2 separate regions of the Homo sapiens genome follow, and region 2 is linked to region 1. Evidence: chromatin loops called from intact Hi-C (ENCODE). Cell type or tissue: MCF 10A. All regions are shown on one strand. Each heading gives the region's core, and the rest is flanking DNA. Links, peaks and the distances in the headings are about the cores only. Region 1 holds the start of LOC105369714 (a long non-coding RNA gene). Region 2 has its middle 160 kb from the start of LINC02386.

Evidence for each region. Hi-C counts contacts between places; a loop is a spot of excess contacts. Peaks named below come from ENCODE experiments on the same cell type or tissue, not always from the same donor. Only the 100,000 strongest peaks of a DNase experiment are listed, where the experiment ranks them.
Region 2: it touches region 1 in a loop (8-fold over the local background); 5 of 110 quality-filtered maps call a loop at or near these places.

Annotation. Positions count from the first base shown.
Region 1 is chr12:29,510,442-29,526,709 of GRCh38, forward strand. It overlaps TMTC1 (transmembrane O-mannosyltransferase targeting cadherins 1), which reads right to left. Exons shown (of 18, transcript NM_001193451.2): 12 at 10,177-10,279; 13 at 8,031-8,166; 14 at 6,986-7,130; 15 at 5,908-6,045; 16 at 4,041-4,163; 17 at 1,602-1,679. LOC105369714 (a long non-coding RNA gene) reads left to right here and starts at 9,290. Exons shown (of 6, transcript XR_007063258.1): 1 at 9,290-9,379; 2 at 10,492-10,622. In MCF 10A, for the core only: a CTCF peak has its summit at 9,353 (motif pointing right); a DNase peak (open chromatin) is centred at 9,350.
Region 2 is chr12:30,125,242-30,141,509 of GRCh38, forward strand. No RefSeq gene overlaps it. Among named protein-coding and RNA genes, the nearest start is that of LINC02386, 160 kb to the right of the region's middle. In MCF 10A, for the core only: a CTCF peak has its summit at 9,205; a DNase peak (open chromatin) is centred at 9,200.

The sequences.
Region 1 (16,268 bases), core at 4,664-12,663:
TACTCTTTTAAAGTAAGTTCATTCTATGTTTCCCAGCTAGATACTACTGGACACCCTAGAATATCATTAAGATCAGAGCTTGGGCAATTTGGCTCTGAAAAATATCGTGCTTGAATTCACCACCTACCAGATCAAAGCTGTCAGCTGCAGGGTAATTATCCCATTAACCCCTCCCATTTGTGTAATCGTAGGTCATCTTTTTTGTGTGTGTTTCCAAGAGTGATCAGTTTCCACTTAACAGTAAAACCCGTTAGGACTTTGTTCAAATTTTAATCACTACACTGCTATTTTATCAGTGCAGAGACTGAAAATCAGTTAGCTAAGCAAGGGTGGTTCTTTAAAAACATGTTGGATCATGGCATTTCTCTGCTCAAAGTCCTCCAAAAACCCTGACTCATTTGGCATAAAAGCCCAAGTCCCTACAAACTCCTTGAAGGCTGCATGATCTGACCCTGCACCCTCTCTGACCCTAGCTTCTCCCATTTCCTTTTCTTTGCTCTCTCCTTGCCACGCTGCCTCCTCACTTTAAACAACAGGCGTGCTCAAACCTTAGGGCCTCTGCACGTGCTTGTGCTCTTTCCCTATTTCGCCACATGGCTCACTCCTTCAGGTCTCTTCTCAAATACTACTTTGTAACTGAGGCCTTTCCTAACCACCTGAATTTAAAACTTTAGCCCTTATTGCCTGGCATTCCAATCTTCTTTCTCTTTTTTCTCCTTAGCACTTATCACCAGCTAATATATTTTATACATATACATATGCACATATGCATGCATTAAACATTCATGTATGTATGTTTGTATTAATATATCAACTCCTCCTCCTCCTTGTATTAATATATCTCCTCCTCCTCCTCCTTGTATTAATATATCTCCTCCTACTAGCACCATAAGAACAGGAATTTTTGTCTTCTTGGTTCATTACTGTATTCCCAGTGCCTAGCAGGGGATATGACACATAGGATGTTCGCCATAAATGCTTATAAAATGAATGGATGAATGAATAAATGAATGATGGCGAATCGTTCATTGCATTAGTTACAGATAATAGTCCCCCAAAGGTCATTTTCAATCTTTGGGAAGACTCACCCAAAGGTAGTGTTTTTCCTTTGGAAAAACAAAACAAAGCAAAACAAACAAGTTTGCTTTCCAGTAAAAAATTAGGGAGAAAAGGTATATTAGACATAAGAAATAGGAAGTAATATTCTAAGTAACACTTTAATCTTGACAGTGAGTTAAACTGGGAAGAAATTAAGCTATACTGAGCTACTGAGCTTGAACAACGATTTAGTTCCCATAAACAGATTTTACCTGCTGTGGGATACTTCCATTAGGTACATATGATTTTCTTCATGGTTAGAAAAATCATAAAATCTAATTTATACAGATTTATTTTTAAAATAGCTTCAGGATATTCAGTATCTAGATAATGCAAAATGAACATAAACTGAGCTATTTCACTTTTAAACTGCCATACTTTTGATATTCAAATGATTTCAAAAAGGAAATTAACAATAGTTCCTCAATCCTTTAAGAAAGAAGACAGAGAGAGAAAACACAGGGGGAAAGCCCGGTCCACATGGGAGTGAATTATTCTCCTACCTTGATGTGTTGGATGCCACCCATGTTCATCCAGGCCTGTGCTTGGTCTGGGTTTAGTTGCACAGCCACTCTATAGCTCTAAATAAATAAGAAATATCCTCAGGTTAGGAAACAAACCTCCAAACTCCAGGATTGCAGAAACCACTTTCTTCACGTGTGAAAATTTAAAGTAGTAATACAATGAAACCAGCCGCTACTAGTTCACAGGAGACCCTGCTTATTTCTATTATTTTTCAAAGTTGATGATTCTAAAGTGGAGGAAACTGAAATGTATAATTTCCCTGCAGAGCTGACCTTTGGACTTAGAGAGACTGAGGATGCCTGCAGGGAATTCAGGTGATTTCTATTATATCACATCATTTTTAACTGGCCTTGACCTGCAAGAAAATTGTACTTTCTGGCCTTTTTTCACTGCAAATGGAATTGGTAAGAAAATTCTTTTTATAATAACAGAATTTTGGAGTAGTCTTCTGAACAGTTTAACCCTAATGCAGTATCCCCTTTTACAATATAACTGACCTAGTCGTTCAGCCTATGCTGAAATTCTTAAAGTGGATCACCGCCTCTTTAAGAACATCTACTTTACTAGGGGATAGTTTTATTCATTAGACAGTCTTTTTTCCCCTGCCACATGAAAAGTCTTCAAATGTTTAAAGAGAGTTACTTATCCCTCAAGCACTTTCTTTGGTCTGAATAACATGTATCCTATTAAATGTAGTATCAGTGATGTGTGGTATATTTTTAACATTATGCATGTTTTGTATCAAAGGTGTGCTCACCACTGAGTCTCAAGTGGTCACCTGAAATAAAGCCACAGGTTAAGGGTATTGCCTTTAATTACAAAGCTAAGTATTTGTGCACATATTTTAATGTTCCTTGCTATTTTCATTAGCAAGAATATGACCAAACAGGTCCATCAAATAAAATCTGGTCCATTCTCCTCTACTTCAGTTTTAGGGGAAAGAAAGAAATGTTATGAAACTATACCTTCAAAAAGCTGCTAAAATAAACCAAAAGGGTGTGTCTCTTGGATTAATTTATATCAGTGAAGATGGGAATGTAGTGTAGGAGACCTGGATTCAAACCCTGACACCGTCTCTTACCCACTTCTGTGACTTTGAGCAAGATATGACCTTTAAGCCTGAGTTTACAAAACTATAAAATGATGATAATGACCATGCCTTTCTTATAGGATTCTTGTGAAGATTAAGTTACATAATACATATGAATCATGCACAGAGTGATAATACATTTCAGCTGTTATTATGAATCAATGGCCATATATATATATATATACACACACACACATACATATTCACAATTAAGTTATTAATAATGTTCACATTCGTTATAAATAACTTAAGAATGACGATATTGAAAATGTTGAAAAGGCAGAGAAAATCCTACAAATTCTGAGAAAAATGCCACAATTTCTGTTTTTGATTAAAGGATTCACATTCAAATGAGCTTTCCCAAATATCTTTCCATGTGTTTTCCAATAATATTTAAAAATCCACTCACTTATTTCCCAACACAATTGTATCATTTGAGATTTTACTTTTCCTATAATATATTTAGTATAATTTTATGACTTCAATAATTTGTGGCTTTACCAGATATAAGGAGAAAGTATGTAACATTGTAACATTTCTATTTCTACTTATGTCTTCTTGAGTTCAACCTGTGAATAAGTTTTATTCCAAAACCATAGATACTGAACACCTTGTAAGATGCAAAACATTGTTTTAGAACAGAGAAGGATGCAGTCCCTCTCTACAAGGAAAGTCCAATCTAACTGGGGAGATAAACTATGCAAGGATTTGTGCGTGCCTGCACACACAGAGACACACACACACACATACGGGGGTTAGGGGACGGACCTAATAATACAATGTAATATGTGACACTTTCAAACGACTGGTACCTTCATGAGACAGTCCATGCTTTTTAAGAGTTCAGAAGAAGTAAGGTCACAGGGAATAAGGACGGTTAGGGAGGGCTTCCTAAGGCAGGAGGACAAAGACTGTATCTTGGTGGATGAGTGGAAATCTCATCCTCCAAGTCAAGAGAGGGCATTTCAAGGACATGTGGGAATGTCCAAGGCTTTTCAGGTACTAGTCCAGCTGGAATAGAAGGTCTTGCAGGCAGAGACACAGACAGAGAGAAGCTAGTTTGAGGCCAAAATGTGGAATGCTGTCAACATCAAATTAAACATGATTATTCAGAAAAATAAATGCGCAACTCTGATTCAGTCAAGGGCCAGATGCTCAATGATAAAAAATAAACAAAACTTCGTCAATTAGTTAAAAAAAACTCACTCACTCCATAAACATACATGCCAGTGATCTTAGATCTTACTGTACATGTTTCCTTAAAGATCAAAAGACAATTAATTTTAATCTGTGAATTTGATGATATAATTTTATGATGAGTTTATACCTCAAAAGCTTTGTCGAGAAGGTTCTGCTCTCTTAATTGGTTTCCTTTTGTGAAAAAAAGTTCAGAAATGACTTTTGGGTCCTTTGGTTTCAGCTGGAGAGCCTTGTCTATAGCATCAAGTGCCTGCAGAGGTTGGAAATTAAGACAGAATAAATGCAGATTAGGTAAAGAAAAACTTATTTAACTGATCAAATTTATACTTTTTGTTCCTATGTGTCAGCAGGTATGGTATGTGACAATCAAAGTACAATTCTTGGTCAGGCGTAGTGGCTAATGGCTGTAATCCTAGTACTTTGGGAGGTTGAAGTGGGCAGATTGCCCAGTAGCTCGAGATCAGTCTGGGCAACATGGTGAAACCCTGTCTCTACAAAAAAATACAAAAATTAGCCAGGTGTGGTGGTGCACACCTGTAATCCCGGCTACTGGGGGGGCTGAGATGGGAGGATCTCTTGAGCCCTGGGAGGTGGACCTTGTAGTGAGGTGAGATCATGCCACTGCACTCCAGCCTGGGCAACAGAGGAAGACCTTGTCTCAAATATATATACATTCTTCATTATCTTTGATTTTCTCACTGGGAATTAGTGGCCCTGACAAAATAACTTTCTTACACTCCAGTTTTCCCACGTATCGATGAGTGGCAATAAAATATCCTTGATTACTTTACAGGGAGGTGGTGTGATACAGTTGAAAGAAAACAAGATTTGGCATCAGACGTTTTCCCTGACCATGTGTTCATCTGGACCACCCCACCAGCCCCTCTCAGGTCCTAGTGACCATTCTGCCCCCAGCACCCACTGACCCCACTGCAGCCAAAGATCCCTTCAAAGCAAATATCTGATCATGTTCCTCCTCTCCACAAAAACCCAAAGCTTCTCCCATGGTAAGGAACAAAACCCTTGGCCTGGCCCCAAGGAGTCTCCTCCCAGCAGCCTGTGCTTGCGTTCCTACGGTGCTCCTGCTCCCTCACTCCCATTCCTCAGAGAGGCCCCTCACTGCTGCCACAGGGCTTTGCATGTGCGTTTCCCTGCCCAGAATCCTCCTTGCTTCTTCCTCTGCCTAACAACTCTTATTCTTCATCCAGCCCTCACCTCCACATCACTTTACAGGGAGACCTGGCCTCCCAGACTCATCGGGTCCCCTGATTATATGCTCTTTGGGAGAGGTAGCGCTTCATGATATTCCTGGGCACAGCTATCACTCTACATTTGTTTTGTGAGTACCTGTTTAATCTCCTTCTCTATGGGTTAGCTCCATGAAGACAAGGGCAGTGACTTTTTTTTTTTTTTTTCATACCACTTTATTTCTGATGCCTACTACAGTGGCCAGGACATAGTGGGCCTTCAACAATTACTTCATTGAGTCAGTTTATAAATTTACTGATTATGTGACTTTTAAAATGGAGATAATAACAGTTGTGACATTGGGTCACCCTGTGTTTCCTTCTTATATATTGTTTCATGTAATCTTCCTATATATTCCTCTTCTATATTGTTTTATGTAATCCTCATAACAACCCTGTAAAGCATGGTTGTTATGAGGATTACATAAAACAATATATAAGAAGGAAAATACAAAATAATAAAGCATATAAATGTTGGTCTTGATCTTTATAGACTTAGCTGAAAACAAACTAAGACAATACCACATAAAAGCTTTACACCAAAGATAAGCCAAGAAAAATATTATTACAAGGGGACATCTTAGGTGTTAAGGGGATATCTGTGAAAAGTTTCCAAGAGATAGGATATGCTGACGGATAAGATTTAAGATTTCCCAGGCTTATAAACACGCAAACTGGAGAATCACTTAGGTGCACCCCATGTTTAACCTATGAATCCAAAGAACTCTAAACAATGTCCTTCTTTACCTTGTCGTGGTTCTCCTGCTTGCTATAGATGGCTGACAAGAGGCGATAGCATTCAAGGCATCCGGTCTCCTCTGACACAATGTGATTGGTCATCTTTTCAGCTTCTTTTGTCTGACCCATCACGGCCAAAACCTGAGCCTACAAAACCACATGGACCTTGGCTTAGCAGAGACTTCATTACCTTATCAAATAAAGCATCCCTGAATAGAAGCATTCAGAACGCACTCCTGACAAACATGCTCAGCATCAATTTAGTGACTCATAGAGAAGGCTGAATCACCAGTTTTCAGGTTTTGACTTTTTGCTGTTTGTTTCTTTATTTAGTTTTGTGCATGCATTTGTGAGTGAGTGGCAGAAACACTAAATATATCCAGTGAAATGGCTTGTGGCTTTTAAAAAAGGTTGACCAAATAAGTCAGAAGAGAAAGAATTTCCTCTGATTTCATCAGAACAGTGTGTTTACAGCAAGATAACAAATTTGATTTATTGCACATCTAAGGAAAAGGATGAGTGAAGTTCCAAACACTGAAATAAAAATTTTGTTGGTATGAATGTTAATTTTCCTGAGTCTAATAAATACACTGTGGTTATGTTAGAGAATGTCCTTCTTAGAAACTATTTGCAAAGGTATTTAGAGATAAAGGGGAATGATATATACAACTAATTCCCACATGGTTCAGGAAAAAAATAACACACACTAATAATAGGTATATACAAACATACATATCTAAATATGCACACATATACATGTAGGTACATATACATCTACATATGCATACACAATGGAGTGATAAATGAATCAAAATGTTACAAATCATTGGAGCTGGATGAAAGGGTATATGTAAATTTTTTACTATTCTTGCAACACTTTCATAAGTTTGAAGTTATTTCAAAACAAAAATGCAGTATTTTTGGTGTCCATGTCTTTAGAGAATGGCTCTAACATTAGCTGTATGAATATTCATACAGTGGATATATTACGGCATTCCAGCTCCAGTTTTGAGGCGTGAGGACTACAGCTCTCTCTATGGCTGCCTGTGCTTAGGTTGCCAGCTTCATTTTCTTTCATCCTACTCACCAGTGCCAAGCGGAGCTCCCTCTGAGAAGGCTGAAGTGCTGCAGCTTCCTGGTAAATCTGCAAAGCCTCTTCGTATCGGCCAGTGTTGTAATACAGTGCTCCCAAAGGTGACAATATCTCAGCTTTGTGTGCCACCTGCAGGGCGCTGAGTTTGGAGAAAATCTAAATGACATTTCTCTTCTAATAGGTACATTTCCAAATGTCTAGGCTTAGATTTAGGGAAGACGGTCCATGGTTTGAACCTCTGCTCCAATACGGTCTTTGTTTTTATATCAATAACAAGGTTTTTGGCTTTTTCTTTTTTTTTGAGACAGAGTCTCACTCTGTCACCCAGGCTGGAGTGCAGTGGCACAATCTTGGCTCATGCAACCTCCACCTCCCAGGTTCAAGTGATTCTCCTGCCTCAGCCTCCTGAGTAGCAGGGATTACAGGTGCCCGCCATCATGCCCGGCTAATTTTTGTACTTTTAGTAGAGACGAGGTTTCACCATGTTGGCCAAGTTGGTCTTGAACATCTGACCTCAGGTGATTCGACCATCTTGGCCTCCCAAAGTGCTGGGATTACAGGCATGAGCCACCGCACCTGGCCAAGAACAAGGTTTTTACAAAATGATCATGATGCCATAGTTGGAACGTAAGAATGTCTTATTGACCTATCAATATGGAAACTGAGCCCCAAGGGTCTTTCTCATTAATTATGATGAATTTGTTCTCATGTGTGCATAGTTTTTCATGTATCCTCATTTTTTAAATTGCTGTTTATGATTGGGGTTGCAATCCATGGCTTCAGAAAACAACAAACTGACTAAAGTGGGAATTAAATTTCAACCTTGGTTCAGCACTATAGTCTAACCAGCAAGCCAAAGTCATGAATTATGATCCCATTTATATTGTGGTTGCTTTCTTTGGAGATAAAAATTTGTATCACCTGAATTGGCAAAATTTGCTAGTATTCTGAGAGCACACCTATTCTGATTAACTAAGAAGCTGATGAGTGATTGCTGAGGTTCCTGGGCAACTTATAAAGAAAAGAAAGGGAACTTTACCGCTTGTACCATTCTTCAGCCATGCTGTTCTCTCCCAGTGACCTGTAGAGTCTTCCCAAGTTCACCATGGCCACGTGATGACTGGGGCTAAGTTTGATGGCCTGCTGGTAATGGGCCACTGCCTTTTCTGGTAAGCCTGTAACCAGTGACAGGTTGGTAAGAGCAGAACATGCCTTTTTATAAAAGACATGAACATTTCACTTTCTCTTCTGACTTATAATTCTTTCTCATTATTACAGAGTTATACCAAAATTATTCAATATGCAAATTAGCTTGCATTTCAGCTTCTCATCCTGGCCATTGCCTAACTTTGAACAATTTCACTGTTCATTCATACTTCCAAAAAAATTAACAAAAAAGCAGTAAAAACTAAAACCTATTGTTTTAATTATATATATTATTTTAGTCGAAATTTTTCTGGTCATCGCTCTTGCTAATAGGATGCCTTCAGATTATTAGTGATTGTTATTTATCCAAGATATAACTGGCTCTCATTATATAAAAAATAGAACAGGCTACTGTAGAAATAAAACTGTCCAGAAGCAATTTCTAAGGGTCTGTCTCAATGAACTATACTTCAACATAGCAATTGAAGCATTACTTTAAATAACACATATCAGCTCTATAGTGAAAATCTCTTTTAAAATCATGCACTTTCATTTGAATGGCACTTAATTAATAAGACTTACAACATAATAATGCCACCATGCACTTGTCCAATGCATTATATATTTTTAAATACTTACATTTGTATGGTTTTTGCAGGTATTTTTTTATACAATTTAGCTGCCTTTTGATACTGTTTAGCTGTTTATCAGGATTTAAGAGATATTTAAAAAACCACACACAAAAATTTTCCACTTTACAGATATAGACACTAAAGTGCAAAGATATTCAACAGACTTGATAAAGATCCCAAGGCAAGTGAGAGTAAGGCCAGAAGCAGAATGAAGGCCCTCTACTCTGATAGGTTTCTTCAAAGTAGCTTCCTGGTGAAACTATATTCAGTAACTACACTTTAGAACACTGTGAAATTCTAAATAGAATGGAATGTCTATTATCTACACAGAAATCTTTTCAAGCGTATCTGTTTGAATACAAGTTTGACTAGGAGGTCCCTAGGAGCCTCTGTCTCTGGAGGCAGAGGCTCAATGTCATAGGGTGGTCACAGAGTTATCATTTTTAGGGGTGTGGTGGGGTGGGACTGTTGTTGAAGTAAAAGGAGGAGGGTTAGACCTGCCCAACTAGAGGTTTCTTCTAGTTTTTATATTTTTAAGACAGTTTATTATTATGTGGCCAATGAACCAGCAGGTGGCACTACACAACAATTTTACACAGGCAAAAATAAGGTAAGTTTCTTAGATGTATCAGAATGTAAATTTTATATTCTGTAAAACAAGAGAGCTCCAAATATCCTTGAAAATAAAACCCCTTTAAGCATTTCATATTGAAAAACTAATTAAACTAAATTTTGCTGCAGGGCAGCTAGTCTAGTAATCAACAAGAACAAAGTGGTGCTTTGGCCTTACATTTAAATATAATTTCATTACTTACATTGCATGCCAACAGTACAGAGGCACTACATAAGTCATAAAGAAAAGAGAATTCATGCCCAGTAATGTTTTGCATTAAGTAAGATAAAGTAAGTGTATTTTATATAGCACCTGTCATATAAGAGCATTGTATCAATTTTAATAATGCAGTTTCTAATGTACATCAAGGAAGGAATGATGGAACAATTCTGGAGGCTTTTAAAAAATATGTTATAGAAAAGTATTTACCATCTGCCAGTAACTGCTTTCAGAGGCAGGTTTTGCATCATTGTAGAGAAACATTTCATCATCATGGATTTATAAATATATATAAATAATATTCAAAGAAGATTGGGACTTATTAAATCATAAGGCTACTTCCTGTCCCCTGGGGAGTTTTCCATAGAGAAATGAGTATGAGAATGGCCAGATTTTACTGAATCGAGCTTGAAGATCTAGAGAAATGACAGCCCCGAGGTATAATGACTGTCAATAGTGTGAGCTTCCTGCCAAGCCCAGTGAATTTTACTTCTGAGGATTATTTGCCTTCCATTTTGCTTGATAAATTGTATTAGCTAATCTCAGCAGTACAGTTTCTCTTTAATTTCACTTACCAGTATCAACTAAGAAAACCCCATAGTTGTTGTGTAAATCTGAGCTGTCTGGACAGTTCTTTATTCCAGTTTGGTATATTTCTTCAGCTTCTTTAAACCGCTCCTTTAAAAAGAAAGAAACAAACAAAATAAGTGAGAAAGCTTTCTAAAACCAACAATAACTGAATATTAGGAGCAGGAAAAGCAAAAAAAAAATAAATCTTACTAAGCACCTAATATACAACAGGCTACTGAGATAAGGCACTATGAACTTTGTTTGAATTAAAGGCAATATTAACTGTGTACAAAATACCCAAAATTCATATCTGTATTTAGTTCCCTTAGGGCGAAAAAGATGATGTTTTCTCAAATGGGACCTTTGGAAGGATATGGACCTGTACAACATGCACGCCTACCGGGGAAAAAGGACTGAAAATAGTTGTTCGAATAGGATGCCCTTCACCCCGGTGACTCTCCATACGAAAACGGGGGATGCAAAAATGGTGGAATGTTTTCAGAGGTGGCAATGTGGTTGGGAGGCAGGGCAGTCTGGGGAATTTGTTTTCTAGCTGCATTTGGATAGATGACTCTCTTTTTATCTATATACTGTACTGCTTGTTTTGGGAAGTTTTTGAGGGAAGTAGAGAGGGGAGGCAGATGCAGATGTTGGGGAGGGCTCTGCCCTATCCTTTCATTACTTGAAGTATGTCTACAGCCCACCAGACTGGTGGCTACTTCCCATACTCAGTCCATGCTTTCCACCTCTGAGCTGCTCCCTCCAACAGGTTTATATGTCCCCTCAAGGGTGTACCTCCAACCTGTGTGGCAAGGTTCAGGTCGATCACCACATCTCTCATTCTAGGGCTCCAATTCTAATTGCCCTTGTGTTCTCTTTGTCTAAAGATTCACTTTAGCAAACTTTAGTAATTCTGAGTTACTTTTTAGGTACATTTTTCTTTTTCTTTCTTTCTTTTTTTTTTTTTTTTTGAGACAGAGAGTCTCACTTTGTCGCCTTGGCTGGAGTGCAATGGGGCGATCTCGGCTCACTGCAACTCCTGCCTCCTGGGCTCCAGTGATCCTCCCACCTCAGCTCCCTGAGTAGCTGGGATTACAGGCATGTGCCACCATGCCCAGCTAATTTTTGTATTTTTAGTAGAGATGGGGTTTCCCCATGTTGGCCAGGCTGGTCTCAAACTCCTGGCCTCAAGTGATCCGCCCGTCTTGGCCTACCAAAGTGCTGGGATTACAGGCATGAACCACTGCACTTGGCCCTTTTAGGCATATTTTTCACAACCATTAGAGACTGTTATGTCACACTTACTTTTACTATACAGAAGGTGAAATTAATTAATCAAAGGTTCCCAGATACTAAGACTTATTTACCCACAAGTTAACAAAATGTCATCTTTTCCTAGTACAGCTGCGATGGTCATGTAAAATAAGATGATTTGGCACAAAGCACATGCCAGCTTTAAAAAATACATATATGCCCTGAGTATGGACATTTTCCAAAACCTTATCTCAAGTTACTCCTACCAAGCATTCAACCAGACACATGACAAAGGAATGTAGAGCAACAATTTCCTGAGACGTGGCACCTTAAGCTTGTGATTATGTGTTTAGATATTTACATTGAGGGCTGAACAATAAGCCAAGAAGCCCAAATCTGATTTGACCCAGAAAGGGACATATACTTTACACTCTGTAGAATGACCAATGCCATCTATTTGAGTTCCTACATTTAAGTAACATTAGGGAACAAGGTGTGGTTTGTCAAACTTCATCCACACTCCAGCAAAAATAAGGATCCATGTCTCTAAATATATGTTTTTTAATTGCCAAACTCAACAAATTATCAAATTCAAAAAATTTAAAGATGAATTAAAGTCTCAAAATATTTCCTTTCAATCTATTGAAGAGAAGCTTTCTGAAGCTCTCGTCCATTGAAGGACTGACAATGTGTGTGTGTGTGTGTGTGTGTGTGTGTGTGTAATGAAGACAGGCAGAACAGAAATTATATAACAACCTGAGAAAATTAACATCTAGAGAGTACCATAGGGTGTATATTCATGTATCCATTCATTCCACATGCATTTACTGCAATGGCTATAGAAGTATGACATAGTGGTTAAGAACGAGGCTCCCAAGATTTGACTGCGTGGATTCAAATCCAAGCCCCACCATCTACTGTCTGTGTGACCTTTCTTACCCACCATGTGCCCCAACTGTAAATCAGGGACAACAATCATACTTATCTTATAGGGTTGTTTTGAGGATTAAATCTATTAAAACATTTGAAACACTTAGAACAATGCTCAGCACATGGTCAGCACGTTGGTTTATCATGCTGGTCTTTATCCTTACTTATCCAAAATCTCATAGCTACATGGGGACAGAGAATAGAAGCTAGGTTTTCAGTGGGCCAATGGGGAATTGGGGAGCCCTGAATAAAAGCAGTATTTTTGGAAATAAACAAACATGACTGGCATAAACAGTTACACTTTTGGGTATTTGTCCATCTGTTCATCCATCCAACCTGTCCCTCCCTCCCTTTCCTTGACAAATATTTCACGAACACCATTGTTAAAAGAAAAACTTTAGACAAATTAAATGTAACAAAGTTTATTTGAGCAAGAAAGAGTTCACAGATTGGGCAACCCCCTGAACCAGAACAGGTTCAAGGAGACTTTGCCACTGCCATGTGGTCAGGGAGGATTTACAGACAGAAAAAGGAAAGCGACTTACAGAAAACAGAAGTGAGGTACAGAAATGGCTGAATTGGTTACAGCTCAGTGTTTGTCTCACTTGAACATAGTTTGAACAGCTGGCTGTCTTGATTGGCTGATTGGTAGGAGAGAAATAGGCACAAGGTGGTCTGTTTATGCATCCAGTTAGGTTACAGTTTACTAGGTACAGAGAAACTTTTAGGGCAAGCTTAAAATATGTAAGGAGGCAGTTTTAGGCTACATTTAACAATGCTCCCCTCAAAATTGAGAGGTGAACCAAAACTGTAGGCATTGATTTCACTCTACCACTATCGTAAAGGCACTTATTTGGTCTTAAGTTTTACTGGGAAATAGCAGAACAGTGAGCTTTGTAAGATGGTTTTTTTAGGTTATTTTTTTGAAAGAGAGTACAGGGGACCTCTCTGTGTTGGAATCTCTTGTTTTTTGGAGGGCAGAAAGAAAATTCGCGTCTATTTTAGGACTTACCTGTTTAGGATTTTTTTAAAAAATTTTAATTTGATTATGTCACACTTAGCATGAGTGACTCTATTTTGGTTTGGTCTGGTCTGCTGGGGCCTATTGTATGAACTCAGTCCAAAATAATGGCATCTCCTAATTTTGTTTAACAGTTTCTTCCTTTTGGTTATGATTTTACTTAGGTGAGTGTGACCATTAGGCTTTTAACGCCATTCTCAGTTACCATTATTTTAGGGTTTTGGTCTCAGTACATCATTTATTGGTTATGATGTCTTTATGAGAACACTCTTTTTTGAGTTTTTGTCATCTCAATTAAAGAGAGACCATTTGACATTTTACAAATGGCTGTATGTAACCATTGAAAACTTTTGAGGGAACATAGTGTGCCAGAGAGACAATTATAATGATCAAGAAGATCAAATCAAGAGTTTGGAGTATGCTCCTTAGTCAGCATCTCCATGAACCAAACCAACTAAAATGAAATAGATCAAAGAATGAGCCAGAAAAGGAGTCTACTTGTTTTAATCAAGCAGTCTGTTTATTAATACCCTACAACCAAATCTCTGTAATAGTCAATGCATTTATTTACATGTAACAAATAGAGTCAGTAATGGTACAGATTTTTTTCTGTTTATCCAGTAGACAATCTAGAGTAATTTTATTATCCAGCACAACCTTAGCAAGAGAATTTAAAGATGACTTTTGTGTAATCAGTCTTTGTAGTACAATCTGTTATGGAGCCTATTATGAGGGATGAATTGTAATCATTATCTCCTTTAAATTATGGGAAAAGGGGCCTAAGAATTATGTCTAGAAGAGTGTAAAGAAACTCCATGTTTAAACTTCACTAGAAGAGTGAAGGCCCCTGGCAGTGTTGTTTTAAACCTATGATGTAGGTTAAAAGGAATGAACCAATGTTCTGGTTCTGACTGATTATGGAAGAATAAAGATGCCATTAAATGTTTTTGCTCACATTGGTCCTGAATCTTTTCTACCCAGGCATAAGACTGTCAATGTATAATGCTGGCTGCAAAGTCCTCTACAAATAAAGTTATACCTCATGATGTACACAAATCTCCCTTTTTAGTTTTATTGTTTATAGAGGCATAAGCAAGGAAAAAATTAAGAGAGGTAAGAGTCTGATGATAGCAGAAAAGTCTTGATCTGTGATCTTGGGAAAGCTGTCCATGTCTAGGATGCCATTTGTTTTGGGGAGAAACTTTCCTGATTAGCTTTATCTTAAGGTTTCAAATGGGTGTATAGGTCAAAGAGTCTGGAGGGCCCTTTTCAGTTGTGAGATTATGAACCTAAGCTTTGAGGTCCCAAAGTTTTGCTGTAGTGTGGGTGGCAAGGGCAGTCTTTTTTTTTTTTTTTTTTTTTTTTTTTTTTTTTTTTTTTTTTGAGATGGAGTTTTGCTCTGTCACCCAGGCTGGAGTGCAATGGCAGGATCTCAGCTCACCGCAACCTCCGTCTCCTGGGTTCAGGCGATTCTCCTGCCTCAGCCTCCCAATTAGCTGGGATTACAGGCACCCATCACCACACCCAGTGGCTAATTTTTGTATTTTTAGTAGAGACAGGGTTTCACCATGTTGGCCAGGCTGGTCTCGAACTCCTGACCTCAGGTGATCCACCCGCCTTGGCTTCCCAAAATACTGGGATTGCAGGTGTGAGCCACTGTGCTCAGCAAAGGGCAGTCTTTTTCTGATATCATTTTCAGAATATCCAGTCTCTGGGTTTTAGACCATGAAGGGTTTGATTGTCCACAGTCACTGATCATGAAAAGCCTTTTTTTTTTTTTAAATCTAGCGAAAGTATACTTTGGCATGATGTATTAAAGCCTTGTAGCATTTAGTCATATCAGAGTTTCAGACCAGAAAGTAAATGAGGTTTTGTTATTAGGGATATGGGCCCTCTACCGACTATTTTAGAAAGGCCAACTTACGTTTTCCCCTGGAAGTGGATCTGATTATCCACTGTATCCACTGTAATACTTTTGAATAAGACAATCTAGTTGAATCAGTTACCTTTGCCTAATGCTATTGTATCTGAAATACCTTATTTGTTTTACAACTTGTCCAGTGAATCAAGTGCCTTTTATTGCTAGAGATTTTTCTAGGAATGTCCCATGAGGGAAACACACTTTCTAATAATGTTTTAGCTACTATTACAGCCATCAGATTTTTGTATGAGAAAGCTTTCATATAACCAGAAAATACGCATTAAAAATGACAGTTGAATGAAATTTCTCTATAAATGTTTAAATGGCCCATCAGGTAGCAGAAATGTACCTGAAGTTTTGATTGTCTTCCCAGGATTATGAGTTTGACCACCCAAATATTAGTCAACCATTTTAGCAATTTAGAATAGTCACCATACCAATAAATACTTTAAAAATGTAACCTGGATCAGTTTATCCCTCCTATGATGAGTGATGGCATACAGAACTTTTAACAATGAAAGCTTGAAGGACTTTGGAAGGACCAGGTGGCCATTTAGGCTCTCCATGAGTATATGCTTAATACTGAATTTAGATCCTCTCAAAAACCAATTTTGTTTTTCAATTCAGATGTATAGCACTGTTTATTAGGTGGGCCATCATAGGTAATTTGAATTGGACCATAGAAGTTTATTTAAATTGTATACTTAAAACATTTTAGTGAGAGCTGATTTAGCATGAAAATCTGGCAAAGTGTTTTCTTGGTATTCAATTAATTCTTGTCTTGCTTGGGTTAGAAGTTTTATAACCCAGTCAGTCTCTTCATTAGAGTTTTGGGAATTCTTAATCCAAATAATGTGATCTTTAAGTTATCAGAAACCTGTTTTCAAGAGTGCTTGTCAGGGTTCTTTTCATCCTTTCTGTGAACCTCCTTGAAGATACGCCATTCTAGGATTTTACTTCTTTATCAAGAG
Region 2 (16,268 bases), core at 4,576-12,575, 610 kb after region 1:
TGCTTAAAGCTGAGATTTTAGATGCACTATAGACATCGATGGAGATGTCTCCACCATTATAAGGAAATAATGACAATTATTTTGAAAATAACGTTTAATATTTATTAGATATGTACTAGATGCCAGACCTTCTTTTAAAAACCACTGATGGGCCAGGCGTGGTGGCTCACGCCTATAATCCCAGCATTTTGGGAGGCTGAGGCAGGTGGATCACTTGAAGCCAGAAGTTCAAGACCAGCCTGGGCAACATGGCAAAACCCTGTCTCTACTAAAAATACAAAAATTAGCCAGGTGTGGTGGCTCACACTTGCAAACCCAGCTACTCAGGAGGCTGAGGTATAAGCATTGCTTAAATCTGGGAGGTGGAGGTTGCAGTGAGTGGAGATCACGCCACTGCACTCCAGCCTTGGTGACAGAGCGAGACTCTGTCTCAAAAAACAAATAACAAAACAAAAACCATTCATGCAGTATCATTTCTCCTCACAAAACCTTAATTTTACAGATAAGGAAACTGAGGCATGCCCCAAATCATACAGCTAACAAGTAGCACTGTTGGGGTTGAAACCCAGGCTGTCTAATACAGAACATACACCCTTAACCAGTCTGTCACAATGACTAGAGGAGTGGGTAGCTAACAACAGCAACAGAAAGAGGTATTGTATGGTGATTTTCTTTTTGAAGGAATGTAGAGGAGAGAGAATGAGGTGCAAATATAGGATGGCTAGTCCATATCCAGTTGTTGAGATATGTCAGCAAGGTCAGTCTGGTTGAGGGATGTCCAGGATAAGGATGAGATGAGAATTTGAATGTTGACACAAAATCTGGAAGGCTTGGGCTTCTGAGAGCAATGGAGGCAAATGGAAATTAGGTGCCTACTAGACTGGTCCTGTCATTCTCTTCAGATGGGGGAATATGGTGCCCCTAGGCAATGTTTCTCATTTGCAGTTCCAGGGACATGATGACCCAGGGATGAGTGAAGGATATCTGCTGATCAAGTGTTAGGGACTCTGATAATATCAAGTCTAGGAATTGCTTCCATGATATCTTTGCATGAAGATGCTGAAAGGGGCTAGAAATTTAGGGACAAGTTTAAGGATTATTGAGACTCTTGTAATCTGAGAAACAACTTCCTACTCTGAGTCAATCATTAGGAATTCAGGGTTATTACAGCATAGATGAGTAAATAAAAATTGATATTCGGAGAAACTAGGTCATGTGATACCTTAAATAATTAGGGGACCAAGAAAGGGTAAAATCCGGGGAGTCCTATAGTGTATTTTCTTCTACTTCCAATACATTATTTTGAGGAAATTGTTTGTTTTGACTAACCAGAGATTGAAGCAGTTTCCTGGGTAATTTAGGAAAAATAGACAAGTTCGCAAAAAAATAACATATCAGTGGGAGTCTACATGCCAAACTCGTCAAAGTTCTTATCCCTGAAAAGGGAAAGAAATATGATTTGTAAAAATGTAGTTAATGGAGACATTAGATGTACCTGCCGTGTTTCATTTCCTGGAGGGACTTGGGAAGAAGAATTATAAATGTTCAAAGTTATTCTTTTGGGGTAGTAAGAATGTGAGTGTTTGTTTTATTTTTCTGTATACTTTTCTTCAGTTTTTTAACTCTTCAGAAAAAAATAGGAAAAGCAGCCTGTGAAATAATTATTAAAAATTATTAAAAATATATTTCAATAAGGAATCATATGTTCTAGGTAAAAAGCTAAAAGGAAATGTTTTATGGAAACATAAAAATTAGGTTACAGGACATTTTATTTCAAATAGGAGATATGGAAGACTACATTTGTCTTTTCCTCTTCCTTAAATTAACTGCCTCACTTTTTTTTAAACTTATGACACATGAGTGCACAACCATGACCAATTGCAGTGAAACGTCACTTACACATGCCCATAGTGAATGCTTGCACAGGCATGCATTCACTTTAAAAAGTGAATGGCCAAAAGCCCTAAAGTAATCATGACCTTGCAAAAAAAATTAATCCTCCAAAAACGTTACACATAAATTTATTTCACTGGGAAACAAAACAATCCAACAAAAAAAACGCATCATATATATAATCAGGACCCAGGTTTTTATTTCATCAGCAAGCTGGCCATCATTCTATAGTCCTTCAAAGATGTATTTGAGGGCTGCTTAGAAATGGAGTGTGACACATACACATTTTACTTCCAGGTGAATAAGGCTCTTCTGAAAGGTGCTGAGCCCAAGGCCCTGGACAGGGAAATTTCACTTATCGCCACATAATGATGACTTGGATAAGAGCAGAGCATATTATCAGTGCCTAACGGGTGTAATATGTAGGCTAAAGCCACTCAGAACCCACAGGATAGGCAGAAAAAAACAGATTAGAACAATGCTCTTCATGTCTGTTGAGCACCTTCAGCTGTCTGAGGAGATCATGAGGGGGTTCTGTCTCTAGGACTTGGGCCGCCTACAGAGTGGAATTAGGATCTGGGTTCAAACCAAGGTTTAGGTTCAAATCCTGGATCTTCCACTTTCCATCCATGCAACGACTGTGCAAATTACACAATCTCTCTGAGCTTTGCCCTTCACATGTTTAAATGTGGCAAAAAAGGCCTGCTTTGTAGGGGCATAGTGATACTGAAATGCATAAATTTCCTAGTTTAAAGTAGACAATCCATAGAGTTCCTCTTCCTTCTCAACAGCAAAGAGCTAACAAAGCATTCATCCAAAACTCTCAAGAAATTAAGTAATAACATCTTAGATGTATTCGGCAGGAAGCTTATCTGATACTTTACTCTCTCCCATTCCCTATTCCAGAAAAAATTAGTCAACTTCATGAGGATTATTGTACAATAATAATAACAACAACATCAATAAATGTGTATTGAATGCTTTAAGCTGTGCTGGGCCTTTTGCTAACTATTTCTATATTTTATTCCATTTAAACCTAACATCTGCCTAAGGAGGATGTACTCCAGTATTCCCATTTTTGGAGGAAGAAATAACCTAAGTTTACACTACTAATAACGGAGAAAGCTGAGACTTGAACCCAGTACTTTTTTTTTTTTTTTTTTTGAGATGGAATCTCACTCTATCGCCAGGCTGGAGTGCAGTGGCACAATCTCGGCTCACTGCAACCTCCACCTCCTGGGTTCAAGTGATTCTCCTGCCTCAGCCTCCCAAGTACCTGAGACTACAGGCGCCCACCACCATGCCCAGCTAATTTTTGTATTTTTAGTAGAGACAGGGTTTCACCATGTTGGCCAGGATAATCTCAATCTCTTGACCTCATGATCTACCCACATCGGCCTCCCAAAGTGCTGTGATTACAGGCGTGAGCCACCACGCCCAGCCTGAACCCAGCACTTCTGACTCCAGAGGCTACCTGCCTAATCACTAGGCTATGCTAGTCCATCATAATTAAAAATAAATGAGAGGAAATTCCAGGACCACTTTTCAGAAAAAACAAAATATGCAAGGGCACCTCTTCAAATCATTATGTAAATTTTCTTATGTGAAAACTAAACATTATTTCTTACTGTTTAAGTCCTAATTTTAACAGCTTTGATACCACAGGTTTTGTCACATCATCTTGATCAAAGTGAATTACCTACAGTTAATAGCTGCAAACTGATGTTGAGCTGCACTTGCTATATCACTTTTGAAAACACAGTCAACATATAAGTAGAACTTCTCAAGGAACAAGCCAGAAAAATACCTTTGTCTTGCATCTGTTCATTTTCATTGCCAAGTAAATAAATAATCATCTGCTCTAGTATAAGGTTTATCAACTGCCTGGATGCAACAAGAATGAGTTAAATTCCAAGCCAAACCATGTAATTAGTTGAGTCAGGTACACAAGGATAATCCAGACAGAAGTGGGCTTAATAAATGGCTTTTATTTTAATTTTCACTGACAGAGCCACTAACGAAATACATTCTCTACTCTCTTCCTCCTTCTTCAAGGAAATTCAGATATGCCTTTATCAGCATTAACTAGCTGCTATTTCACTATTAAAATTATCAAAACCAGGTATATCAGGCTTTGAAAATGAAGTTATGAATGTTTAATGCCTTTGTAATTAGAAGAAAACAAGACATTGGTGCCAATGCATTCATTTTATTCCCAATTACCAATTTTGTGGGGATGTATTTCTCCTCTTCTGACCAATGTCTCATATCTTACTGGCCAGTAGACAGCTCTCATTTTACCCAACTAGAAGTGTTTAGAAATGATGATATTAATTAGAAGCTAAAAACCAAATTATATACTTATCATATTGAATAAATATGAAGGTGTTTATGAATTGGTGTGTTCTTTGGAAGAAAATTAATTGTTTAGATGCATAATTCAATTAACAGGTATGAGTAATGGCATAGTATCTTCATTTTGTGGAATAGAAAAGCAATTGCACCCTGAAAGCTCTTGACACCATTTTTTAAATATTAAAATTCTCTCAGGCTATGAACAAGTATAAGGAAAATTTTAGGTGATAATCAATATTGAGCTTTCACAAATATGTGGCATTCGATTATGGTAAAAATATGGGAACTATTGCTCTGTCATTCTCAAAAAAGTTACCATTAAGTGGCTTGAATATTTTTAATTTTCACATTTAAACAATATGTTTCTTGGGATTTATGATCACTTTTTGCTACATAGGTATCTAAATCAAAGATGACCATGCCACTGCACTTGTTGCCAGGGACAGGCGGCCCCTTGGGATCACACTCAACATTGTCTATGACAGAGTTCCTCATTCTGCCCACCACTCCTATCCTGAACTCTTTGTTGTTACGTTCACACATTTTGCAGTTGCATACTCCTCATGTTGTTTGTGCTATGCTTTCTGCCTAGAGACTTTCCCACCTTTCTTCAGTTCACTATCTTTTAAGAGTCAGCTCCAGCTAAACTTCTCAAGTTGGGTAAGATGCTCTGTCCTGTGGTTCCATAGCACTTTGTGCATACTTCCATTATTGCACTTTTTATTTAGATGGCTTTCCAACTAGGGTGTGAACAATACCTGACTCACGCTGGACCAATCAGTCTCTTCTCTGAGAACCTGGAATCAGGACACAGAAATTCTATTTCATCTTTTTTAGAGACTCAATCTGAGAGGCCTTGAAAAGCTGGGATGGAGGTGACTTTACACTTACCAATTTAGGGAAAGCCAGTCTTTGAAGAGGGGAGGAAAGAAAGACAACATGGACTAAAAGCAAAGAGAAGCCACAGTCCATCAAAAGGTGAAAAACAAATCAGTTTGACATTACTATTTGCTGTGTTCAGAAACTAAGATTATATACCCACCCTTGGTTTCTATGAGATTCTCCTGTTTCCTTCCAATAAAGTCTTCATTTTTGCTTAAACAGTTTTGAAAGCATTTTATTTTCTAACAAGCAAATGATTACTAAGACATTATAAGCAGAAAGTGATAAATATATGTCTGATAACTAAATGAATCAATGAGTGCCTTTTAATGTATTAGGTCAGCAGGAGGAGTCCCTCTCAGCTCCCAATACCCAGCAGATCTTCAAACTTTTTACCTGCCATTGAACGAATAACAATTTTTAAAAGAAGAAAAATGGCAGTGCAGTTTCATAGAATCTGGATATAGAAGGAACTTGGAAGGTATGCAAAAACATTACCTCCTCCAACTGCCACCACTTTAGAGTTCATAATCATCCTATATCATAATAGAGCTCAGGTTTCCTAGCAAACAAGCCATTTTTTTTTCTCTTCCACCTAATGTGCTTTCTTATACTTTTGACTGAACCACAACCAGGGAAACATCTGTGCTGCGATATTAGCTTTCAGATGAGTAAAACCAGAGTGGTTCTACAACCTGCAGTTTTTGAAAAAGTAGCAATGAGTGTCAATGATAAGAGTTCAGATCTTAAAGACATTCTATTCTCTTTGTTTTCAACCATGATAACACCAGTACCTTCTGATTAAAGGATCAGAGGGCCTCTCAATCTCAGCCTTTCTAAGTGTTTCTCCATCATTTAGAATTACAAATTAGAGTGGTTTAATGAAGCATTATTGGAGTGAAATAAGCTGCATTGGGGATAAGATTTTGCATAAAAACAAAATTACAGTTATCAAATTAAATCCTATGAAACTACTAATGACACTCTTCACAGACTTAGAAAAAATGATTTTAAAATTCATATAGAAATAAAAAATGTCTGATATAGCCAAGGCAATCCTAAGCAAAAAGAACAAAGCTAGAGGTATCACGTTACTGACTTCAAACTATACTACATTGAATACGTGTGGCTACAGTAACTGAAACAGCAGGGTACTGGAACAAAAACAGACACATAGACCAGTGAAGCAGAATACAGAGCCCAGAAGTAATTCTGCACACCTATAACCATCTGATCTTAGATAAAATTGACAATAAAAAACAGGCAATGGCAAAAGCACTCCCTATTCAATAAATGGTACTGGGATATCTGGCTAACTGTATGCAGAAGTTTGAAACTAGACCCCTTCCTTACACCATAGACAAAAATTGACTCAAAGTGGATTAAAGACAAATCTAAAACCCAAACTATAAAAACCCTGGAAGATAACCTAGGAAATACCATTCTGGACATAGGACCTGGCAAAGACTTCATGATGAAGATGCCAAAAGCAATTGTAACAAAAATCAAAATTGACAAATGGGACCTAATTAAACTAAAGAGCTTCTGCACAGAAATATAAACTATCAGCAAAGTAAACATCCTAGAGAATGGGAGAAAATATTTGCAAACTATGCATCTGACAAAGGTCTAATATCCAGCATCTATAAAGAACTTACACAAATTATCAGCAAAAAAACCACAACCCCATTAAAAAGTGGATAAAAGACATGAATGGACACTTTTCGAAAGAAGACATACAGGAGGTCAACGAGCATATGGAAAAATGCTTAACATCACTCATGATTAAAGAAATGCAAATGAAAACCACAATGAGATACCATCTTACACCAATCAAAATGGCCATTATTAAAAAGTCAAAAAATAATAGATGCTGGCAAGATTGTGGTCAAAAGGGAACACTTGTATACTGCTGGCAGGAATGTAAATTAGTTCAGCCATTGTGGAAAGCAGTTTGGCAATTTCTCAAAGAGTTTAACAGAATTACCATTTGACCCATCAATCCCATTATTGGATATATACCCAAAGGAGTATAAATCGTTCCACCATAAAGACAAATGAATGCATATGTTCATTGCAGCACTATTCACAATAGCAAAGACAGAATCAGCTCAAGTGTTCATCAATGGTAGACTGGATAAAGAAAATGTGATATGTATACACCACGGAATACTATGCAGCCATAAAAAAGAATGAAATCATTCACTTTGTTTGTAGCAAAATGGTTGAAGCTTGAGGCCATTACTCCAAGCAAAATAATGCAGGAACAGAAAACCAAACACCACATATTCTCACTTACAAGTGGGAGCTAAACACTGAGTAGATATGGACACTAAGAAGGGAACAACTGTTACCAGGGTCTACTCGAGGGTGGAGGGTAAGAGGAGGATAAGGATCAAAAACTCCTATCAGGTACTATCCTTATTGCCTGGGTGATTAAATGATCTGTACACCAAATCCACATGACACACAATCTACATATATAACAAACCTGAATATGCACCCCCTGAACCTAAAAGTATTTTTAAAAAACATTTTAAGCCAAAAATATATACATTCTTCATACTTGTTCCTCATGCAGATCACATCACAATTTCTTTCACAGTCACAAATAAAAATTACTTAAAGGTAAATGCAAAGCAAAAAATAAAGATCTATGATAAAGAATTAACTCAGTTACATAAAAAATCTATGATAAAGAATGTAACTCAGTTACATAAAGCTCTATGATCAATAACTAAAATGCATTGATTATTCATTAGGTTCAGAAAGATGCCTGATCCTAACCTAATACTGACATTATCCTTCCACTCACCCAACTCTAAATGGTTGTTTTTGATTTGTTTTGCTTCTTTTTCAAATTGTGATAAATTAATTGCCTCCATCTCCTAGAAATCCAGATTTATGTTCTCTTTAAATATTTTACCAGTACTTTGGAGGTTAAATTTTTAAGGGCAAATATTTAATGTGGGTCTCCCCATGCAGACACCTGCTTAGAATGATTTCAAAATAAATGTGCATTTTATAGATTATATATAAATAAAGATAACTATGACTTGCATAATGTAAACAGTATTAGTATTTGTAAATTCTAGCTATAAAAATATCTTCCTATGTCAAAATAAGGTTCATCTACCTAAAAATGGGTAAACTATGTCTTTGTTGATTTCTTGCATTTCAACTTAGTGATTTGTTTATTTAACTAATGCTGTTTTATTCAGCAGAGACTTTAGAGATGTCAAACAGGGTATTTTTTTCAAGCTGTTAGTCATAGAAAAATAAAGAATAAACACAAGCAGGTATTTTCAATCAATTCTCATCTGTTGAATAATTACAACCTTCTGTGAGGAGTTAGCATTAGCATAAGCTTCCCATGCACATTCTAAACACTGGACTTTATAACATTACCCCAGAATACTTTTCTTTTCATTATCTATTTCTTTATACTCTGTGTTTTCCCTTTCAAAGGTAAAAGCTCATAGAAAGAGTAAAATATCTTATATCATAAACATGTCAAACCAAGATTATATTATTTTCCCTACTTAATTCAATAAGTAGAGAAAGAGGAAACATTGTAGAAACAAAATGGTTCTTAACAACGATTCTTCAACGTTGATTTGACACAAAACAAACATGGGGAAATCCTAGCACTACCGCTTATAAGCTGATTTTATGTACCAGGTTGTTTGTTTTAATTCTTTTTTTTTTTTTTTTTTTTTGGACGGAGTCTTGCTCTGTCACCAGGCTGGAGTGCAGGTGCACGATCTCGGCTCAATGCAACCTCCTCTTCCCAGATTCAAGCGATTCTCCTGCCTCAGCCTCCAGAGTAGCTGGACTACAGGTGTCAGGGGCACATGGCAACATATTCAAGCTTATGTACATGACATTTGAGTTCGGGGCATGGAAAAATACTGAGGCACTGTGTGTATGTTATTTGTGCATGAGAATGTAACTCCTTGACCCTGAAAACAGGACAAGAGTGGAGTGTGTGATAAGGAACGCTGAAAACAGCCTCCTGAGAATGAGGTTTGAGCGCTTTTACGAGGCCATAGGTGTCTCAGGACCTGACCTCAAAAAGCCATCTAGCGGATGTTTGTAGTTTAACAAGTTCTTTCAATAAATACTTGACAGAAGGATGGATTCTGTGGTGGCACTCTCTCAGAAGAGCTGTCCCCTCCCCACTCAGCTGGAATTGTCTGAGAACTCATTCTTGGCGTTCTCTGCAAGCTATAAGCTTTGCAACAGGTGCGCGCCACCAAGCCCAGCTAATTTTTGTATTTTTAGTAGAGTTTCACCATGTTGGCCAAGATGGTCTTGATCTCTTGACCTTGTGATCCGCCCGCCTCGGCCTCCCAAAGTGCTGGGATTTCAGGCGTGAGCCACCGCCAGTGGCCGGCCAATCCTTTTTACATACTACTTCATTTATTCCTCACAACAACCCTAAGGTGTAGGTACTAAAATTTTTGGCATTGCACACGTGAGGAACTTGACACACAAAAAGTTTAAATGATTCTCCCTAGATCATGTTTCTGGTAAATGGTGGTGCAGAATAAAAACCCAGGCATTCAGGCGTGAATGAGTCCATGCTCTCAAACACTGAATACCGCCTACTTCATAGGCTTTTGTTAAAAAAAAAAAAAAGAAAAAAAAATTTAAATACAGTTGACTGTTGGATGACTTGGATTTGAACTGCGTGGGTCCACTTCTAGGTAAATTTTCTTTTACCTCTGCTACCCGGACACAGCAAGACCAATCCCTCCTATCCCTTCTCCTCCACAGCCTACTCAGCATGAAGATGATGAGAATGAAGACCTTTATGATGATCCATTTACACTTAATGCATAGTAAATATATTTTCTCTTCCTTATGATTTTCTTAATAGCATTTTCTTTTCTCTAGCTTATTTTAATGTAAGAATACAGTTTGGGAGGCCGAGGCTGGTGGATCACGAGGTCAGGAGATCGAGACCATCCTGGTTAACACGGTGAAACCCTGTCTCTACTAAAAATACAAAAAATTAGCCAGGTGTGGTGGCACACGCCTGTAGTCCCAGTTACTCGGGAGGTTGAGGCAGGAGAATCGCTTGAACCTGGGAGGCAGAGGTTGCAGTGAGCCGAGATTGTGCCACTACACTCAAGCATGGGTGACAGAGTGAGAAAAAAAAAAAGAATACTGTATGTATTAATAATACATATACAAAATATGTGTTCAGTATGGCTTCTGGCCATTAGTAGGCTATTAGTAGCTAAGTTTTTGGAAAGTCAAAAGTTATACATGGATTTCCAACCATGCAGGGGGTGGGGATCATCTCCCCTAATCCCTGTGTTGTTTAACGATCGATTGCATATGTTAAACAATCAGCATAGCTTCTGACCTTTAGTAAGTACCCAGTCCAGGGTAGTTATGGTGGCCACCGTCATGGTTATAGGTTGATAATTATGATAGTTAATCACAATTCTTGTTACTGGATTACAAACTAATTTTTATATTTTAATTCGCTTTTATATCCACAATCTCATTTTCTGTCTGCTGAAAAAGAATGGCCCTCTTTGTGATTTTTAAAATTGCTTCAAGCATGTGTTATTTTTGGCATTCTGTCACAAGCCCTCTACAAATATAATATCAGTCAATGGTCAAAGAATGTGATACATAATTTTTAAGAAAACAAAAACTGTAGAGTTTTTTAACAAAGTAATTTGGTACTATAGGCATTTGCTGCCTGATCTAGAATTACATTAGCATGAGAAAACTATCACTATATCTCCTGAGTTTTTACAATATAAAGATAAACTGAGATTATTTTCATTACAGTCACAACTTTTCAGCATACTACATTAGAAAGAAGAAATAAGGAGAGGAGAAAGAGACAGACAGACAGACACACACAGACAGAAGCTGAACAAATTATAAAATACAAATCTCTAAGTTGTATTTTGCAAAAAGGTAGAAAGATTTTTGATGATCTTAAAATCACAGCTTTTAATCAAAGATTAAGAATTCCAAATAGTAAGCATTTAGCTGATGGAAAAGCTTGAAGCGTAGGTTACTCCACAAAGAAGCTATTCTGACACTGATGAAATTGCATGTCAACCAGAAATGCCTACATTCCAGTAGTATCTCTTTAAATATATGCTCCTGAACATATATTAGAAAGTGGATGCCTAACTTTAATCATTTTCAACTGAGAACAGAATGAATTTATCTTCCTTTGTCTGAAAATCATATGGGTGTTGAAAATTGCCAAGCTTCAATATCCAGTCAACATTAAGCAAAATGAACCAAGGATAGCAATAGCTAGAACCATTACCAAATGCTACCCATAAATTAAAGAAATGTTGTCTCCTTAGCATGTGATTTACTTGGAAAGCTTTTAGTGCTAATTTCTAATGGATGCCAAAAGTTATTTTATTGAGACGAAGCATTTTAGTGTTGAGTTCAGTTCCAGTACCAATGCTGTTTCCAATAAGCTTTCAGATGAACACTTCAACATAATTCCTGTTTTGCTACATATTCTGGGGACTCAATTAGAAAGAATGACAACATTCCTGCATTCTCTGGATTTCACTATAAAGGAATTTGAGAGTCCAGCTTGGGTAAATCAACCAACCCAAAAAGCACTGGAAGCAGGGCTCTTTAAGACTAAACCCTTTCCCCTGATGATAATCGTCAAAGGAAGTTATCTCATAACTAAGAAAGCTAGCAATACCAATATAATACAGGTTTTATAAATTTCCTAATGGCTTTCTTCATTTTTGTTTCTCCTATGATACAATAAGGTCATCTGGGCATGATCCTAGTTAAATATTTCCTTCCCTACTTAAGAACATTTTCCTGGGCATCAGTAATCACCCAAACCCCTCCCCAGCGCCTTCACATACACTAAACATGTCTCCGCCTCAAGGTACTAAGTGCTAACAAAGTCTATAGGCAGCTCATTTTATTTAAAATAATTAAATTATAAATAATATAAAAATTTTGTACACTGGATAAAGACTGGAAAAGCCTATAGAAAGATCTGAATTATTGAATGAAAATGATAAGATATATTATGAAAGGTGTTCTGAAAAATTATATATATGTATATACACACATACATTTTTCAAGACAAGGTCTTGCTCTGTTGCCCAGACTGGAGTGCAGTGGCAGGATCATAGCTGCTGTAGCCTTGAACTCCTAGGCTCACGCAATCCTCTGGCCTCAGCCTCCCTCTCAAGTAGCTAGAAATACAGGCAAGGGTGCCCACCTAATTTTTAAAAATTTTTTTTGTAGATACGGGTCTTGCTACATTGTTCAGGCTGGTCTTGAACTCTTGGCCTCAAGTGATCCTCCCACCTCAGCCTCCCAAAGTGTTGAGATTACAGGTGTGAGCCACTCTACCTGGCGGAATACATGATTTTTAAAATAATCAGGTTATACTGACATCCAAAGAGTGACAGCTTTTCTGAGAATAAATGGACATACATATTTGCCTATGGCACAGTAATGGAGGAAGAGACCACTATTATAAAAGAAAGAAAAAAATAGATGAAATTGTAACAAATTTTCATATGCTGATTGTGGACTAGTCTGTCAGTTGGTAATCTCTGGGAGACCCAGAATTAAAGCGCCTGTTCATTCATCAAGTTTTTTCCAGAAGTCTCTATCACATGCTCACAAGATGGGGCAGAGATGGTGCCTGGAATAGCCCTCTCTCAATGGGACATGGACACTAAACCCCATCTTACATGAAGTAAAATCAGGAAGACAGTGGGTATAGAGTAGGAAACTCTCCTGCCCCTGGTCTCTAACAAAGGTACACTGGGGTGGAGGGAGGGCTAGCAGCAAAAGCCACCTGCAGCTGAGTGAGGGATGGGAAAGCTGCTTGAACCCAGCGTCCCAAGCCAATATTAATAAAAAGAGAGGCCTGCCACCACTGGGAGAGTGGTCGGACACTTGCCCTCACTCAAGAGCTCCTTCCAAGACCCCTCATTCATAGAGAGCAGACTACGGCTGTAGAGGATGAGGAGGGTGTGTAGTGAGGTCAGAAGTCTGAAGCACTAAGAAAGTACACCTCCTAAAAGCATGCGAGCAAGGCCTTCCTAAGACTGAGGCTAAATAGAGAGAACCAAGAGAACCTTGAATCTCCACCAAATAACATGCAACAGCAATCCACTGCTTGGGATGGAACAAGACCGTGGGAAAAAAAAAAAAAAAAAAAACATGCAGCTCAGGCATGCAGGGCCTGCAGAAAGCTGAGAGCAGAACAGAAACACTGAAAAGAGCCCTGCAGTCATACAGGCCTCACTCTAAGCACAAAGAAGCAGCAGCAGCCACCGCTGAGGAATTTGAAGACTGGTGCACTGAGAGTAACTACAGCAGCATCAACAACAAACCCAGCTCAACCACTGATAACAACTGAGGGCCTGCCAGAAGAAGCAGTGTGCTCTTTTCAGCTGTCATTAACCCAGAAATGACTGAGATGTTGAAACTATCAGTCAGCAACTTTAAAAGAACTATAACTTATGTGTTAAATGGTTTAGTGTAAAAGGTGGACAACATGTATTAATAAATGGGAAATTTCATCAGAGATGAAATCGCTAAAAAAGATTCAAATAGAAAATCCAGTGTATACATAATGGAGAATTCTTTCCAGGCTTATCAGCAGACTGGACACAATAGAGAAAAGAATCAGTGAACTTGAAGATAGGCTGATAGAAATTATCCAAACTCAACCACAAAGAAAAATAGTAAGGAAAAAAGAACAGATTATCCCAAAGATGTGGGGCCATCAAATGGTCTTGCATACATATACTTGGAGTACCAGACAAAATATAGAAAGGGGAGGACAGGACAGAAAGAGTATCTGAAGAGGTAAGCTTCAAAATTAATGAAAGAAAACAAACCATAGATCCAAGAAGTTCAGAGAATCTAAGCAGTATAAATACCAAGCCAAGCACATCACAGTCAAACTGCTAAAACCATACATAAAGGGAAAATCTTGAAGGTAACCAGAGAAAAAAAGAAACATTTCCAGCAGAGGCACAAAGATAGGAATTAGCACAATTTTTTTTATCAGAAATCATGTAAGCAATAGACAATGGAATAACATCATGAAAGAATTGAAGGGAAAAAATCTGTCAAGCCAGAATTCTGTTTCTAGTGAAAATACCTTTCTAAAATGAGGGTGAAATGAATTTTTTTTTTCAGACAAACAAAATCTGAGAGTAATTATTTGCCAGTAGTCCAGCATGACAAGCAATGCTAAAGGAGGTTCTTTAGGCAGAATGAATGTGGTATAAGATAGAAATTTCTATTTACACAAAGAAAGAAAGGGTACAGGAAAATAAAAAATGTGGGTAAATATAAAAGACATTTTTCCTAATTTTAATATCTTTAAAAGATGATTGTCTGAAGTCAAAATAGGCACAGTATCTTTTGTAAAATATATGGGAACAGTAGGACAAAGGACAAGACAGAGGAAATGGAAATAAATGATAGTAAGATGCTTACACAATACGGGGAAGGCCATATTATTGAATCTGGACTGTGGTAAGATAAAGATATGTAATGCAATAGTTAAAAAGGAGACTAACTAACAAACTGATATAGTTTGGATATTTGTCCCCTCCAAAGCACATGTCAAAATGTGATCCCCAGTGTTGGAGCTGGGGCCTGGTGGGAGATGTCTGGGTCATGGAGCGAATCCCTCTTGAAAGGCTTGGTGCCATCCCCATAGTAATGAGTGAGTTATTGCTCTATTAGTTCATGCAAGAGCTGGTTGTTTAAAAGATCCTGGCATCCCTCTTGCTTCCTCTCTCATCATGGGACATATCTGCTCCCCTTTCACCTTATTCCATGAGTAAAAGCTTCCTGAGGCCTCACCAGAAGCCAAGCAGATGCTGGTGCCATGCTTGTACAGCTTGCAGAACTGTAAACCCAATAAATCTCTTTTCTTTGTAAATTATCCAGCCTCCAGTATTTCTTCAAAGCAACACAAAGCAGACAAATACATAAGCCAATAGGAGAGGTGAAATAGAATCATAAAGAATTCAAAAGAAGACAATAAAAGGGAAACAAATGAACAGAGAACAAATAGGGCAAATAGAAGACAACTAGTAGGATGGTAAAATTAAATATAAACATATCAACAAAGAAATTAATAGTATAAGCACCTCAATTAAAAGGCAAAGATTGTCAGATTGGATGAGAAAAAGCAAGACCCAATTACGTGCCGTCTAAAGAAAACCCACTTTAATATAAAGACATAGATAAATTAAAAGAATGGAAAATATATACCATGCAAATACCAATCAAAAGAAAGCTGGAGTGGCAATATTAATAGCAGAATATTCCTTAATGTTCTGAATAAGGAACACTACTGTTGATAAAGAGAGGCATTTCATGACACAGGAGTTAATTCATCCAGAAGAAACGATAATTCTAAATGTATACACATCTTATTACAGAGTTCAAATACACAAACAATAGGTGATACAACAATAGTTTTGTTGATTGGTTTGGTTTGTGCCACTACTCAAATGCTGTGACAAAGTGACTGCACCCTTGGTACCCATCACCACCACCACCTTTCTGCTTCCCCAAGTTAAGTGATAATGGTCTTGACGTAGCCATCAGAAGCTCTACAACTAAAGACAAATATTTTTACCTCCCAAGAAAAGAAAAATTTTCATACAAACATGTGTCCCTGGATGTCTTTAAACAAGGAAATTTTGAATCAAACTGAATGAGAGGAAATGCCAAGAAACACAGATAGAACTGTGGGGGGAAGAGATAAAACTTCCAAAATTAGAAATTTGATCTACCTTTATGACATTGAGTTCTAAGAACATTTACTTATTAAGTAGGCTTAAATTTGTATCAAGATACTTTAAAATGAAGGGATTAATATGTTAAGCAAACATGAATCCACAGACATCACTTATCTGGTGGCTATCTTGTCTGTGGAGACTTATTGTTTAACTTCACGCCTATGCATTCCATTATTTCATTCTCACAGGCAGGAGCTGAATGAAGTCAGAAACTTCTCATAGGAATTCAGTCAACAAGGAAAAGTGCTTAAAATAAGGGAAGGAGAAATAATGGTTAACAACAATTTCCTTCAGAAGAAAGTGTCATTATTTATTAATAATATATTATTT